Linked DNA regions of Mus musculus: region 2 is linked to region 1. The links are chromatin contacts, found by Hi-C in ENCODE. All regions are on one chromosome and are shown on one strand. The core of a region is the stretch at or near the end of the contact, and the rest is flanking DNA. Distances in the headings are between cores, read along the strand shown. Region 1 holds the start of Nrn1 (neuritin 1). Region 2 holds the start of Tfap2a (transcription factor AP-2, alpha).

Region 1 (4,083 bases), core at 901-3,400:
AATGTTCTAGAAGGTCCCGATGCGTGAGCGGGAGAAGGCAAGGACGTTGAGGGTACGAAATGTAAATTCCCGGGTACTCAGGCTCTGAGACTTTGGAGCGGAGACAGGAGGACTCGGCTCAGAGCCACGGACGTGGGTGGAAGATGGGGAAACCGGTGGCCCTGTGCGTGGAACCCTGAAGGGACAAGGGAGTATGGGGGAAGAGCTTCCAACCTTGAGGTCCCGCCCCTTGCCAGCCCCTTCTCTACCATTGGAGAGCATTGGGGGAGGGTCCGAGGGACGCCCCCCCCCCCACTCGCCACCCTTCTCGCCCCGCCTCCTTCCCGCCCACCTTTTCTGCTTTTCTGGGAGCCTCTGAACACTGGGGCAGGAAACTCCTGGCCCCGCCACTGGGCCCCTGGACACCGGGAAAGCGCGCCCCCGCTACCCCGCCCACCCACCACTGACATCACCAGGGGCAGGGACGTGGCTCCGCCCCTACAGCCGTGGCAGCTTGCCCTGGTTCTGCAGTTCTGCAGGGCTGCAAGCTTGGGTCCCCTCGGTGCGCGCTTTTCAGCTTCTAGTTGCCTCAAGACCCTCGCGGTCCTACTCAGTCCCTCCACCGCCCGTCACCTGACCCCAGTTTTGCACCCTTTTCTCCCTTTCTCCGTCTGTGTGCACAGATGGCTGACTGTGTGGGCTCCCAGTGCAGGGGCTTCGAAAGGCAAATTAAACGGAAGCCCGGTCTCCCTAATCCCCTTTCATTTCTGCCACTAACCTAGCCTTACGCGGTCGCCCTGCAGTCTTATAAAATATGAAGGCTCTTTTATTTTTCTCCTTTCGCATATCTCTTCATTGGCTCAAGTAATACAGTTAGCCAATGCGGCCATCAACATTTGATTAAAGACGCTAGAATTCAGACTGGGAAAGAGGGTGTGGTGCATTGCAGAAAAGGAGAAAAAAAATCAAAACTTAATTTCATTTAAGAAGTAGCCCTGATTATTTTTCCATCTTACACGATCCACTACAGGACCTTGCACGAACGCAGCTGAAGAGATATTTCTTTACTGCAGTCAGTGCTGGATCATCAAAAAATAAAATAAAGAGCGCAGGTGTGTGTGGGTCTGGGTGTGTACGTGATGGACGTGGGTGCGTGTATCAACATGTCAGTGTGACCCTACAGATGACTTCAGGAGGCCCCAGAAAGGAGTTGTACACCAGAGCTTGCCTTGGAAATTTCCTAAAGCGCGAAGAGTTTGTAAACCACAAGAAACCGAAATTTACCCTAGCCTAGGCTTCTTGCCCGACAGCCTTTCCAACCCCCTAAAATAGGTGTCTCTATGCCTGGTATAGATGCCCCTCGGTGGGTGAGCGTCGCGAATAGTGACATTCACAAGAGGGCACGCAGAGTCTATTTCTGGGGGCCCCCATGCGAGCCGAACGAACCCCCGGGGCCTGGGTGTGTACGCGCGCTCGCGTGCGGAGTGTGCGGGCGAGCTCGGGGGCGCTCCCGGGCGTGCGCTTTTGTGAGTGTGTGCGTGTGCTGGGGGGCCGGGTTATGTGCTCACGCGCTCTAGGCTGCGCCTAGAGCTCAACTGTGGGGCTGGAGAGAAAACTAGGGTAGGCAAGTGAGGGGGTCTGCACCCCACTGAGGGCGAGAGAAGGGTGATTCGGACCGGAGGAGTCTCTCCCCTCTGTCCTCCCTGGGCCCAAAGCTCCCCAAACCTCTCTGCAGGGTTGGAAGTGTCTGGGTTCGTTGTGGCGCCAGTGAAGGAGGGAGCAGGTTGAACAATCGAGTGGGCGCACCAGGACTCCCCGTCTCCGGGGCGGGGAGAGGAGAGGGAGCCCCGATTCTGCGCAGGGAGGGGGCGGGGCTGGGGGCCCCTGGAACGAGGAGGCGGGGGTGGCCACTGGGATGAAAATCAGTCACTACAGAGAGGCGAGATTTCGTTGAGATCGCACATTAATTGGAGATATCTGATTAATTCCAGAGTCTTATGACTATAAATGGTGATTCTCTACCAAGGTGTCTATATTATAAAAAAAAAAAAAAATCAATCCGTGTCATCCCCCACGTCAGGCCTGCTCGTGGGCGTGAGGCTGTACTTCCTCCGCCCCCTCCTAATGGAGTGAACCATTCCCAGCTCTCCCCCCCCCCCCCCAGCCTCTCACTCTCTCACTCTCTTTCTGTCTCTTCCTCGCTCCCTCTCTTTCTCTCCTCCCTCTGCCTTCCCAGTGCATAAAGTCTCTGTCGCTCCCGGAACTTGTTGGCAATGCCTATTTTTCAGCTTTCCCCCGCGTTCTCTAAACTAACTATTTAAAGGTCTGCGGTCGCAAATGGTTTGACTAAACGTAGGATGGGACTTAAGTTGAACGGCAGATATATTTCACTGATCCTCGCGGTGCAAATAGGTAAGTGGCCGCCCGGTACGGCTTGGTAGGCGACCGGAGATTGCCTACCCCAGAGGCGCCTAAGGGGACTTGCTGGCCAGGGTCTGCCGCTGGTTGCAGAAAACCCTGCAGACTCCCTGAGTCGGGGCATTAGCTCTTGGGGACTCTGGAAGGAGTTCTGGTTTGGTTTTCCTAAAGAAAGTGATTTCTTTTGCAGGGAAGTGTGTGTGTGTGACCGGCTGTTTTCCAAGGGGGGTTCTCCCTTTTCTCCAAAGCGCACATCCATTTTTTTCCTCCCTCTTTGGGGTTAAAACAGGATCTGAGCGCTCGTAGCATTTGTCCCCTGTTATACTGCAAGATACTATCTTGAGGGGTCAAAAGGTAAAGGGAGGAATAAGATGCCTAGGTAGCTAGGGCTGAAAAGTTTATATGCAGAAAGCAAAGATATTCTAAGGCTGCCCTCAAACTGCAGCATTTAGAACTTTGTCCTTCCTCCGCCCCTCCCCCTAGATCTTAGCTGCAGCGTTTGCTCCGGGCACCGCAGACTACTCCGAGAAGGATAAATCAACCAAATATTCACTGATATACTTTTTCAGGGTCATGTGTGTCTGTGATTTTTGGCAGATTAGCATCTCTATTATTTTTATACAGGAAAGTGGTTTAACGTGTTCGCATTTTGTCTTTTCGTGGGTTTGTAATTTTTGTTTGTGGCGGTTTATTGGATGGATTTATTTAGCCCCCCCCCCCATTTCATGTTAAGGAATGTGAGTCTCAGCTACACTGTTGGGAGGCTTTTTTAAAGTTTATATTTTTCCATCCAAAATGCAAATGTTTTAAGTACTAGTGAATCCGCTTATGTGATACTGGATGGAAACATTAATTAATGTAACTGAAAAGGGAAATTAAAGCAGCTTATTAATAGAATGGACAAAAGGAAAAAAATAGAAAGTCTCCCAGTGGTTATTCTGCAGATGGAGAAAACTGTTCGTGCCAGGCTGGAGCGTTCTTTACAGACAAATCCTTGCAGCATTTCAGGGGTGCGTCAGGGAATTTGTGTGGGACAAGAGAAGAAATACTTAACATTTTTTCTTCATAAGAAATATAGAGAAATTGGGGCTTTCGGAGCATTAAAACTGATTCTTTCTATGGGGTCCATATGCATTTGCCATATTCTTGAGAATTTGTTTGGGGGATTTTTTTGGTTGTTTATTTGTTTATTGTTTTGCAGAAACTGGGATTTTTGCAAAGCAAGGAGCATGCACCGGGATGTTGCCTTTTCCTTTAATTTTAGGAGATGACTTAATGCTTTGCATCTGGTGGTTTTGTGCCTTTGACATTAGTTCAAAGAGCTGCAACCATCCTAGGACATAGATCCCAAGGGCAGCAAATGCTGTAAGTGTTAGAAATAAGTGAGTGTGGCATTTTGCAGTTAGACGACTAATGTTCATAGATTAAGAAACAGCTAATGTTTTAAGATAGGGACTTCACCTGGAGGATGTTTGGGGACTCTGTTTTCCTAGTAGATGAGAATAGAAATAATGAAACAGTAATTTCAGGAGAGATGCATTTGATGAACCTCAGCCTGAAGATGACCAAAATTTTCATAGTGGAATTAAAATGTATGTTCCTAAATATCTACCTTTCTCCCCCGCCCCCCATTGGAGCCTCAGTCTTTATTAATTCATGGATAGAAGCTGTCCCAAATTACTGACA
Region 2 (4,083 bases), core at 1,045-3,544, 4.0 Mb before region 1:
ACAGTTTAGTAGCCTTTAGCTGATTTGGAGCCAGAGATCCGCCGGCACTGAGCTGCGGGGACAGGGGAGGGGATTGGGGGGGGGGTCGGGTTAGAGAGCAAATAACCCCTTAAGCGCCTTCCCCCTAGGTCACAACTGAAGGAAAAGAAAGCGAAACTTACGAGTTCCCCGCAAGCACCCTGGCGAGCCCGCAGGACGTAAAAACCCCTGCTTTGAGGCCTTGGAGCGGGCCTACAGGTCATAGGGCACCGGGCTGTGGCTGCCTCTGGGGAAAGTGGAGGTGCTGGCCCCTCCCAGAGACTGAGCTCTAGGTTTTAAGCCTTTTTACAGGTCAGTTGAGCTTGGGGGAAAAACCTTGCGGAGCTTTACTTAGAAATTGACCTTTTTTTTTTTTCCTGGGCAGAGTGGGAAGCCAAGTTCCTACACCTATCAGCCAAAGTGCTACTTAAATGTGGAAAGGCATCTCTAGGGGTTACCCAGGGCCTTGAGACTTTGAATTCACTTGTCAGCTCTGGTCTTGTCTCTGGCTTTTCGGGGAAGAGACTCTAGCTTAGACAGGGTCTTCAGGAAGGAGAATTGCACCTCTACAGTTTTGAGTGGAGGCTGGTGTTCTCTTCTCTTGCTTTTCTTCCACCTGTTAGCAAACACTTGGATTTGCCGATGTCTTCTTCCCCATGAGGGATTCACTATGGAAATCGAGGAGGCCTGGACATTTGGGGTGGGGGGGGGGGAAGGAAAGAAGAAAGAAAAGAAGGAAGAAAAACCAAAGAAAAAAGAATCAGATGAACCAGAGGTCTCTGAGGAGATCTGCTGTCGTTGATCCACAATTAGCAGGACAAAGACAGATAAAAATATTTTTTAAAGTGCTAGTGGGAAAACTCAGCCAGAGAAATCCCTCTATATCAGAGTGTCACATTAAAGTCTTTAGTGTTTTTTTTTTTTTAATATCTTACTTTAGAATAATTGCAGTAAGGGAGGAAGGGTCCCGGTGGAGTGAGTAAGCCCCTGGGCGGAGTCAGGAGTGGCCAACTTGGGGAAGGGGTGTCTCCTGCCTTCAGGTTCTTCACCAGCCGGCCATTGCGCCGCCAAAACGCCGGCGTTAGTAACATCAAGTCATAAAGGGTCGCGTCCTTCTTTAATTAAAAAGGAGAATCTTGGGAAAACTGGAGCCGATTTGCACAGGAAGAGTTGGTTCCTAATGTTTTATTTTGATGCATGTACGACACCGCATGGAGAGTCGCAGGAGCTCATGGGTCTGCGGTTTGGCTCACTCCAGAAGGGGTTGTGCATCCCCATCCGAATTCTGTGTTGTTGTCCACGTTGCACCTGGGAAACCTTACAGTCCAAACGCCCGGATGAATAGTCAGTCCGATTCAGCTTCATACAAACCGGAGGAAAATCATTTAACCCCCGGATCTGTCGAGTAACCTCTTCAGGGTACAACTTTTATTTTACACGTAGCAATTAAGAGATCGCAAACCCCAACCGAGCCACCGGAGCCGGCTGGCAGAATCTCCAACCTGGGGGGAGGGGGGAGCGCAAAGCTAATAAAACTCCCAGGGCGCTGCAGCCCGAGGGGGTAACAGCCGTGAGCGGAGGCGATCTCTAGTTGGGCAAAATTCTTGGAGTGACTTTGCTGGTCCTGGTTTGGTGGCTACGGTTCATTGCGAAAGGGATAATGATTTCTAATAAAATCGGACGGGGACGAAAGGCAGATAGTGGCGGTTGTAGTAAGAGTGGGAGGTGGGGTACTAAAAGTTGGTCCCTAGGCGCCGCCGCTGGTACCCTGCGTAGTACAGAGCTTTATCCAAAGCATCTTTGGCTAGCAGGACCCGAAGACAGGCGAAGGGGAAAGAGATGAAATTGGGGATAGGGGACGCTCGAACAGGGAGGGTGCTGGAGCTCTAGGAAGAGTTGTTGGGCTTGCAGGCTGGCATGCAGGCAAGTGCTCTAGGAGCAAGTTAGCGGCTAGAAGAGGCCTTTATACCTGGGTCGGAGCGGCCGGCGGCAGATTGTGGTCCTGGCGAGCAATTGGACTATTGTTGATATGCTAATGAGGCGATTAGGCTGTTCGCGAGGAGCAGGAAAAGGGAAAAGTTTCTACCATTAGAGGGAGATCTCCGAGCGCACACGGGAGCTCTCTAACCCTTCTCTCCTCCTCCCTCCTCGCCCTTCTCCTGGCCCTCCTCCTCCTCTACCTCCACCTCCTCCTCCCCCTTCCTACCCTTCTCCTCCTCCTCGCCCTCCTCTCCTCCTCCCCCCCTCCTCCTCTTTTGCTCACCGCCCGCAGCCCGCACTTTGCGCTAACCCAGAGAGTAGCTCCGCTGGGGTGCGAGGCGCAGAGGGGCAAATCCGATCACGCCGATCCATGAAAATGCTTTGGAAACTGACGGATAATATCAAGTACGAAGACTGCGAGGTAAGCGCGGCGCCGACTCAGTCATCCTTGCGGCCACAGGCTTGGAGATCGACCCTCCCTCTCCTCCTCCTCCTTCTCTCCACGCGAAATGCGAGTGGGACAAACTTAACACCCGCGCAGCTCCCACCCCTCCATGTCGCCCGAATAGCACAGGGGAGACGCTGGAGATAGTGGACATGGATCTCGGTTCTTTCACTTTTGTCTTTCGAAGCTCGTGTTCCACTCTTTCCCCTTTTCTCCTGGTTACTTTTGGTTCTGCCTGAGAGTGGAAGGAAGAGAAGAGCTTGGATTTAAAAAAAAAAAAAAAAAAAAAAAAGCTGGCAACTGGGCACGTGCCTGTGCACTCTGGTGTGTTTGAGCGAGATCCTGGGGGTGCCTACAGTAGCAGGAAGAAAATAAAACCATGTCCCCCCTTTCACTCCCTCCCTGACATTAATACCCCCTTTTTCATTCATTCTTTTCTTTCTCCCTAAAGACGTTCCCTTCTTGCATTTGGAGAAGGGCGCACACACTTCGCCCTGACCTGTAAAGCACGTTCGGCTTGGGAGCCCACACGTCAGCCCTTGGTGTCACTCTTTAGCTGCTATAGTCCTTGAAGTTCTAAGGAGTTTCTCCCGCCGAGCTTCGGGGTGGACACACCCCGTGGTGGTGGTTGGGTGTGGGTGCGTTACCGGCCTCTGGGAGTCGGGGACGGGGGAGGGATCCCCCTTCTACCTGCCAGTGCTTAGCGGCGGGACCCTGAAAATCCTGGGGCGACAGCCGATCGTCTCCAGTTGCCGATAGTCCGCTGGGATCAGAGAGAGGGCCGTCCCTTGGGAACCCATTTTAAAACCCAGAGCCTCAGAGCATAACTTTTGGGACAGTCAGGGAGGCATGAAAAAAGAACCAACGGCTTGTGCGGGGGGTGGGGGAGGGATGGCCTCAGCCTGTTGTGTGTGTGTGGGTTTTTTTTTTTTCATACCCCACTGAAAGGGGCTGATCAGCGAGTGGTGTGACGGAGGGGTGGGAAGCCCGTGATTATCCAAATCTGTAGTAGCCTTGACTTTCGCTGTTCTCTCTTTCTTTCTTTCTTTCTTTCTGTCTGTCTGTCTGTCTGTCTGTCTGTCTGTCTGTCTTTCTTTCTTCCCCCCCCCCCCCTTTCGGCATTTGGAGCTAGGGGTTCCGGCTAAAACGTCTGCTCGCGGGCGCGCAGAGGCAAAAATTCTGACTTCACTCGAAATTAGAAACTGGGTTTACGTGAGGGAAGTGTCACCCGCTCCCTCCCCCTTTTCTTTTAAAATGCTGGGTTTTTTCGCCTTTCTCCTCTCCGTCTTTCCCTTTATCCCTCTCCACTCCCAACCTGGGACACCAGGTGACAGGCATCCCTACCAATATCCCTGCTTCTCTGGGGACTCCTGTGGTGCGCCGAGAGGGGCCCAGGAACCCCATGTAGGACCAGACAGCTTTGTTTTCTAGACTAAGGGTGACTTTTGCCGGCAGGGCTAGGTTCTACTGTGACTCTTTAAGAGCAGTTTTTCCCCCTTAGGGATCTGGGCTCCCTTCTCTAGCTGATGGTTTTTTCACTTTCTTGGAACCCCGAAATCAGTTCGGGGTACAAGCGCCCTGAGTGGAAGCGTTAAGAATCTTAGTGTGGCTCAACACACCAAAGGAAACTCGAGGGTAGG

What was found. A loop is a pair of places that touch in the nucleus more often than their neighbours do.
Region 2: a loop to region 1 is called in a map of heart, with 6 times the contacts of the local background. The contact joins the promoter of Tfap2a here to the promoter of Nrn1 in region 1. A Hi-C loop is called at or near these places in 5 of 37 maps with a recorded cell type or tissue (ES-E14, heart and left cerebral cortex).

The regions. Positions count from the first base shown.
Region 1 is chr13:36,732,544-36,736,626 of GRCm38, reverse strand. Nrn1 (neuritin 1) reads left to right here and starts at 2,150. Exons shown (of 3, transcript NM_153529.2): 1 at 2,150-2,391. The coding sequence starts at 2,337.
Region 2 is chr13:40,732,006-40,736,088 of GRCm38, reverse strand. Tfap2a (transcription factor AP-2, alpha) reads left to right here and starts at 2,294. Exons shown (of 7, transcript NM_011547.5): 1 at 2,294-2,419. The coding sequence starts at 2,369. Gm26688 (predicted gene, 26688) reads right to left here. Exons shown (of 3, transcript NR_125899.1): 2 at 2,309-2,678; 3 at 927-2,067.